Regions from separate parts of the Homo sapiens genome. Here all the other regions are linked to region 2. A link is a loop called in an ENCODE intact Hi-C map of the cell type or tissue named here. Cell type or tissue: mammary epithelial cell. All regions are shown on one strand.

Region 1 (2,500 bases), 320 kb after region 2:
CATAGCTGCTATTAACATACCCTAGCACACCTTTAAACAAGGCAAATGCTGAGGTATAGCAGCACTGAATGAAGGAAGTTAGAGGTAGCTAAGAATGGGTAGATAGCAGTCTGAGAGGAAAGACAAGTTATAAATCTTGGAAAATTGTGATTTGTTCCATCATTTAGTCTTTCAATATAATGGTTTGTATCTATATTTAATCTTTTGATCTTCTATCTATAAATGCATTATCATCCATGGGTGACCGTGATGATGGGGGAGGGATTCAGGCTGGGGACAGTGGTGGATGCCTTCTGTTAACCACCCTACACCTCCTATCAATGCCTTTCTCTCCATGGCCCATGCCTCCAGGGGCAAAGGGGACTGGCTTCCCTTGATCTCAGGTTTGCTGTTGGGATTGGCCAATGAGGAGCATCCATAGGAGATAGGAAGACCTGGACCCTCCACAGAGGTCACCTGCCTGTCAGACCACTCGCTCCCCAGAGCCACTGTCCCTTTGCGCCTTTAGAACTAGGTAGTAGGGGCACTGGTTACTACTCTTGGAATTCTGCAATATCATTTGTGGGTTCCTTCTATCCTGCCCATACTTCCGTCAGCGCTTTTTAGAATTATTAACTCTTCTCCAATAATCCAGTTTTAATGTGCTGTCTGTTTCTCTTGGAATCTTGAAACACACAGGACCAGGAAGGCTTTCTGAAGGAACTACATAAAGAGTTACATCTTGAAGGTGTTAGGAGTGTATGGGAGAACACGTTGGAATAAGATGCAAAGGAAAAACGAGATTTCAGTCAGAAATAGCAAGGTGTGAAAAAAAAGGGAAACGGCTGGGTTTAGGTAACAATAAAAGGGAAGAATGTACTATTTACTGTTTTTAAGGTGTATTACAGACTCCAGACTTATGGCAATTATTTCAAGACGTTTGCCTACTAGTAAGCTCTTTGCGTGGTGAAAAGAAAAATCCAACTCCCATACTTTACCTTTATGTGATATTACATTGCGCAACCTACAAAACTGCCACCAGGTGGCGCTCACGCAGTAACTTTGGAGCAGCAGCAAGCAGTGAATGTTAAAGACGCTGAATTGGAAATATTACTGTCGAACAGATGTTCTTGTCTTTGATGCTGTATCTAAGTTAAGGTAGGAATGATGAGGTCAAAAAGGCTAATAAATTTATTATGTGGTGGAAAAGTTATTTCTCCTTGCCTATGAGACAGAAAAGCCATTATTTTTAAAGCATAATGCTAGCTGAGCTTTGTTCACTGTGACACAAAATTCTCCTAATCCTCCTCCTACTTTTATTATTCTTTGTGTGATATGTGTCTTTGGTTGTGAGTAAAGAAGAAGAGATTATAGTAGTTGCTGTAAGCTGACTGCTTAAGAGTTCAGTAAATTTAAATAAATCTGTTGCAGAGAAAAACATGCCTTGCACTGATCATCCAACGGTGAATAAAAAATGTAGACAGAGCATTTATGCAAAGAGGCAAATGATGTGCGAGAATGGCACTGCCCGTAAACAAAGCAGACAGTTTGACAAAAGTGTTTTTCCCCCACTTTGATCAAATAGACTACAGCATCTTTGCATCCCACTTGTCAAAGTGCGGAATCTGTTTTCCATCTCTCTTTATTCCTACCTTCACCCAATCCCCACCATGCTTTCATTCAGGTCTCCTCCCTGAAATGAAATAGGCTGTTAGTAGACTGCAGTTGATAGCATCCAACTGCAGATAATGAGCGATGCAACAGAAATGTCTTGGGTTCTTCTTCTTTCTCCCACCTTCTTCCCCAGCGACAAGGTCTGCAGACTTTCATGGGTAAATTCTGTTACAGGGAGAGTGAGGAGGCCAGATAATTGCCCAAGCTGCCTCTTCCATAGATTGATATTAGGGACCTTGTCCTCACCATTGCACACCTGGAGACCTGCTGACTTATCCAGTATCAGATGAAGGATTTATGCACACAACTGTGAGTGTGGGGAATTCTCAGGAAGTGAATTGTTTACACCAGAAGATTCACACTCAGGATGTCAGTAAATATTACCCCAATTACTTTTGCACCAACCTAATACTAATCAACCCCAGAGATGAGGTTTAGCATCCCCATTTTACGATGACAAGAACGAATGGACAGAGAGTTCAAGGGATTTACACAAGATGTGCAGCTACAAGGAGACGGAGGCCAAATGTGCATGCGAATTAAAATCTCAAATGACTAGTGTGGAAATTGAAAGAGGATTGAATAAAATTGAGCTCTTCTTTTCCAACAATCACCCTTCTGGTAAAAAGGTACCAGAGTTTGTGACCCATATGTATCTTATTTCAGAAAAGATTTATTGGGAAGGAGGATATTTTTGTCCAGCTTTTGGATTAGGCCAGTGATCTAAATGGGCTGACGAGAAGTAGTGACAATAATCACATCTACTGGACAGAGCATCTGTAAGGGCATGAAACCTGGGCAGTTGCTGCGCTTACTGGGGCCCTGTGCTTGGCTTAATGCTGTGCTG
Region 2 (2,500 bases):
TTTAGCTTTTGCTAGAATTTCAAAAGCTACGTAATTATCTGCACACAGTGTCTTGTATCTTGGAACAAATGTTGCAGGAGCTGAGATCTGCCGCTGCTGAGGACTGGGCACTGAAGTTCAGCCACAGTCCAACACGTGAGGTGACTCCTAGGTCAGAAGGAAGCAGAAGGGATGAGGCTGCAGGTCCCAAGGATCTCCCCGTGAGGTGACAATCTGGGTGATATAACAAGCAATGGTGAGATAAAAGGTCACAGGGATGCAGGACACAGTGTGAACCACTCTCTCTCTCTGCTATGTGGAAAAGCTTTCACTTTCACTTTCCCAAGAGAAGAGGGAATTGTCACATCCTTCTTTCCAAGTTGATGTTTCTCTAATTCTTTGCCCCATCCTGTTGTATGTTTTGTGTATCTTATCCCCAAAACTATTCCCACAGCAGCATGTTTAGCTAGTGACTGAGCCCAGTGGGGACAATAATGTATCAGCTGCTTTATTAGAAAAAGGAAGAGTGGGGGGCTGGCAACCAGTTTCCATTTGGGAGGACTCTGTCATGGTGAGTAGACAGGACGATGACTCAGCAGTTATATGATTTTCAGGTTCTGTATCCTGAAATTGTCTGAACATGCAGTAACACATAGATGAGGGCTTACTGACAGATGCGTAGCTTGCACGTACAGTTTCTTTTCTTCCCAGAACTTGTCTAAACATTGGAGTCATTTGTTGCCTTGGGCCTCACTGCCTGAAGCATCTCTCTTCCCTCTGAGTTCCTGACTCCAGCTCCGTCTGGCTGCAGAGCAATCTCAGGTCTGTGTCCTTAGGTGTTTGATTCCAGCCGAGACCTGGCAGAACTTCCTGCCTTCCAGAACCAGCTATGTCAAATACACATCGCGATTATTTTACTGAAGGGGCTTCAGCCACCTCCGCACATTGCTCAGGCTGAGTAAAAAATAGAGACCATTAACTGCGTGTGTACCTTATTACAGAATTAACATTTAATTCTTATGCAGTGTGTGAAAAAATGTATTTCACCTCCAGAATATCCCATATACAATCTTAATTTTAATAGAAAGAATATGCTCTGCTATGTGACGCTTAAGATACTGGGACACACAGTAATATACAACTGATATATGCTGATGTGGCAGGTGTGTTAAGTAATTCAGATATTTTTACAGCAAAATTAAAGCAAATTAATGAAGATTAGTATCTGAGGTTTGCCAATCCTCTTGTATAAATAAAATAAACATGAGGAATATTTACCTTAAATGGAACCTTGAATTTATCACTTGTATCACTTGCAGAAATGAGAATTTGTTAAAATAAATACAGGGCCTATGTCAATGGTAAAAAAAATTAAAATTTTACATTTCTACTTGTAAGAGCATAATTCCTTTCAAGAATAAATAAGTAGCACATTGTATCTGGACAACTAGGTGGCGCTGGTGTATTATCCTTTCAATCCCAGAAAAGCAAATTCAAATATCATCTTATATATTCCAGCTCAGTGGTCAGACATGCATGTGATCCTCAGCTGCACGTTTCAGTGGTAATTTAGAAGAGACTCATGAGTGAATATTGGAAGTGCTGTCACTCTGCAGGGAACACTAACTACTCTCTAGCTTCCCATTGGCATGTTGCAGATACAGACCTTGAATTCAGAATCTTACTTTTAAAATTTCTAGAAAATCTGGTATTCTTCTGAAGGTAGGAAGCATTTTGAATTAAAAATGTCTTTGGAAATGTGGATCCTTACAGATACCAGAATATTTAAGAGAGATTATTCAAAGCAATTTTGTTACCATCAGAGGTTTTAAAAATGAAATTTCACAGGACACAGCCAAAGGGACGCTTGTAAGTAATTAGATCCTACATAAAGACAGTATTTAAATTTCAAATGTAGACTTGCGAAATTACATAATAACATCAGGTACTTGTGTCATTCTAATGGTTTTAGGCGCTGTTTAAGTACTTTGCATATATTAACTCAATTATTCCCACAACAGCCTTTGAAGTATTGGATGAAGTTACTGGGAAACGGAGAGAAGCGGTAACTTGCCCAGTGCCAAGCAGCTACAAGTTCTGGGACAGAGCTTCAAATACAAGAGAATTTTCTGTCTTGGTCACTATTCTTTCCACATTGCCTCTTAAACAGCCTGCATAAACACTTCTTTAAACAATTTTAGTGTGACACAGATGCTTACAGTGCAAAATTAAAATAAACTTAACAGATAAATTAGAATTGGACATTTGTCTGATAGCAACATGATAGCTATAAGATCAATAACTTTCCGTCACAGAAATAATATAGAATTTAAACTTTACTTGCATATAATCTAGATAGAAAAATTTGCATATAAGAAAAAGAGTGTGAGACACATCAGGAAATGTATCAAGATACTGTTGAACTGGCTCATTTAAAACCTGAATACCCAGGGGACATCACCAATATTGTCCTCAGATAATGATGTAGAAATGCATTTCCTTGAATATATGCTTATCTTTA
Region 3 (2,500 bases), 81 kb after region 2:
AGAAATAAAATGAGAGTTACTGTTTCTTTTTTGCTATCCGCTTTTAATTGTATATTGACATAAAATCTAAGAGTATTTCAACAAAGAAAAATTGAACAAATAGGCATATTCCCATCAATGGGAAGGGAATCATTTTAGGGAGGTCTGGATTTTTTTTTTTTTTTTTTTTTTTTTTGAGATGGAGTCTTGCTCTGTCACCCAGGCTGGAGTGCAGTGGCATGATGTCGGCTCACTGCAAGCTCCACCTCCCGAGTTCACACCGTTCTCCTGCCTCAGCCTCCCGAGTAGCTGGGACTACAGGTGCCCGCCACCACGCCCAGCTAATTTTTTTGTATTTTTAGTAGAGACGGGATTTCACCCGTGTTAGCCAGGATGGTCTCGATCTCCTGACCTCATGATCCGCCCACCTCAGCCTCCCAAAGTGCTGGGATTACAGGCGTGAGCCACCGCGCCCGGCCTGGATTTTTTTTTTCAGATCACTGGATTTTAACATAATAAAAACATGAGAGAGCTTATTTCCTTTGACCATTTGGGACTTAGATTAAGGCCAGGAAGACCTTATAACTGCTTGTTGACTTAGGGAACATTTTTCCCTACATGTTGCCTCTTCCTTTTCTTTACATTTTTTTCTTTTCGTTATTCTATAATAACTTTTATTGCCTCCATTATTATTTAATTCACATAGTTGGTTTATTTAAATTCTTGGTAAAATGAGATAAAGTTGTAAGAACAATATGTACTACCCTGAAAAAGGTAATCAATAAATAGCAACAGTCAATTCATGCCAGTTTCCATTTTTCTTCTTGTCTTTGCTTCCTCTGACTATATGAACTATTAAGTACTATACAAAGCTACTCATAGTTGTTTAGATCTGGCTTGATAGTGCTGTTACTAACTGGGTAATATCAGCCACTCTTAAGTTGTTCAGAACTCTTCTGGGTGTGTCTGGTTCCCCTCACAACCAGAGTTAGCTCTTCTGGCTTTGGGCTTTGCTAGTTGTGTGCTGTAAGCTTTCTGCCCTTTCGAATGGAAGTCTAGCACTGGGTATACATATAGAAGAGATAGGAGTGATTCTGGTCCCCAAGAATGTCTTCCCTAGATGTTATATTAACCATGCTTCTAGCTTCAGTAAATTTGATGCTTTAACATTTGTCCTACATGCATATGCTGTCCTTGTTCTGGACAATCCAACAATCCAATATGCCTGAGTCACCCGCCGTGAACCCCTGCTTACCTGATCACTCCCCATCCTTGAAATAACAGTTCCTCCTTGTGGCATGCCTTTCAAATTTCAAATACAAATAAATGCATTCAGAGTTCACACCACCAGCCACCTTCTTTACTGGGCTCTCACACGCTGGGCCACCATGCACCTGCCCTCATCACACCAGAGCCAACACCAGACAACTAAGGACAGATGCCCCAGAGCTTGCTGCAATTATGCAAACTCACCAAAAGGGGGCCTGCCTACCCTGTCCTTCCTCTTCCTTCCCATGGAAACCACAACAAAGGCTTTTGCCTACAGTTTCCTCTCTCCCTTCTGCCTCTTGAGGGACCCCAGTACCTTCTCACATGTCCCCCACCATGGTGTGGCATGCCTCCTCTTCCAGGGACCTGTGGGTAACAAACTATCTTTTCAATAGCAGCTATTTCCTGATCTGTTGGCCTTACTGTACCTCAAATTTTCTAGTAGTACATTATATTTTTTAAAACTTGTATGCGGTTAGAAGGAGATGTGGATACCTGAACACAGGTAGTTTGATGTTTTCATACCTCTCCCTCTCCTGGCCTTGAAAATGAGGAAAAGAAAAGTCGTAGAACCCTAGAGCTGAAAGGAAGCCTGAGGGATGGGCCCAGGGAAAGATATGAAAGACTAGTTGAGGGGTTGCCAAGCTTTTCATATCTCACAAAGGCCCTGCCTGGAGCACTGTGGTCAACAACCCTGGGGATTCCATTCACCTCCTAATCTAGGAGTGTCGCCCCTGGAGTTGTGCTACATACAAACTGCACAGCGGTATGTTTTAGCCCAGAAACTTTCTTTGTCAAAGGGGAGAGGGACCCTGTGTGTTTGCTGAAATTTCTTATGAAAGTTGTCTTTGAGCAATTGTGCATTGGTAAAGCTCATATATAATGTAAACAACAGAAGGCATCAGATCTCCTTCCGGAGCAGATAAAGGCACTAGATATTGGCTACTGATACACAAATCCACTATTCTAATAAGAAGCCTCAGAAGAGTTCCTTCATATTTTTAAGGAAGTTGTAAATGTTATGCAATATGTTTATGTCTCTTAAAGTGTAAAATTTCCAATTTCTATAAGCAAGAATATTATGGAAACAAGCATTTAAATTGCTGTTTATTCTTCATAGCTAAACATGTTGGAAGAGCACAGGACTAGGATTATGAATGCAATTTCTGAAATCATACAGGGGCAACTGGAAACATTTTTCAAGTTGGGAAATTGGATTGACTATATGATAAAATATGGCAGTTGTATGGAA

What was found. Peaks named below come from ENCODE experiments on the same cell type or tissue, not always from the same donor. Only the 100,000 strongest peaks of a DNase experiment are listed, where the experiment ranks them.
Region 1: a loop joins it to region 2, with 8 times the contacts of the local background. A loop is called at or near these places in 12 of 110 quality-filtered maps.
Region 3: it touches region 2 in a loop (6-fold over the local background); 2 of 110 quality-filtered maps call a loop at or near these places.

The regions. Positions count from the first base shown.
Region 1 is chr4:181,142,428-181,144,927 of GRCh38, forward strand. The region is part of intron 2 of LINC00290 (long intergenic non-protein coding RNA 290); the gene reads right to left. Among named protein-coding and RNA genes, the nearest start is that of LINC00290, 15 kb to the right of the region's middle. In mammary epithelial cell, a CTCF peak has its summit at 1,022 (motif pointing right); no DNase peak of the experiment used is centred here.
Region 2 is chr4:180,827,184-180,829,683 of GRCh38, forward strand. No RefSeq gene overlaps it. Among named protein-coding and RNA genes, the nearest start is that of LINC00290, 330 kb to the right of the region's middle. RefSeq lists an enhancer at 1-1,165. In mammary epithelial cell, a CTCF peak has its summit at 1,435; a DNase peak (open chromatin) is centred at 658; H3K4me3 peaks cover 221 bases; H3K27ac peaks cover 1,609 bases.
Region 3 is chr4:180,908,024-180,910,523 of GRCh38, forward strand. All of the region lies in intron 2 of LOC105377568 (a long non-coding RNA gene), which reads right to left. Among named protein-coding and RNA genes, the nearest start is that of LINC00290, 250 kb to the right of the region's middle. In mammary epithelial cell, a CTCF peak has its summit at 1,456; no DNase peak of the experiment used is centred here.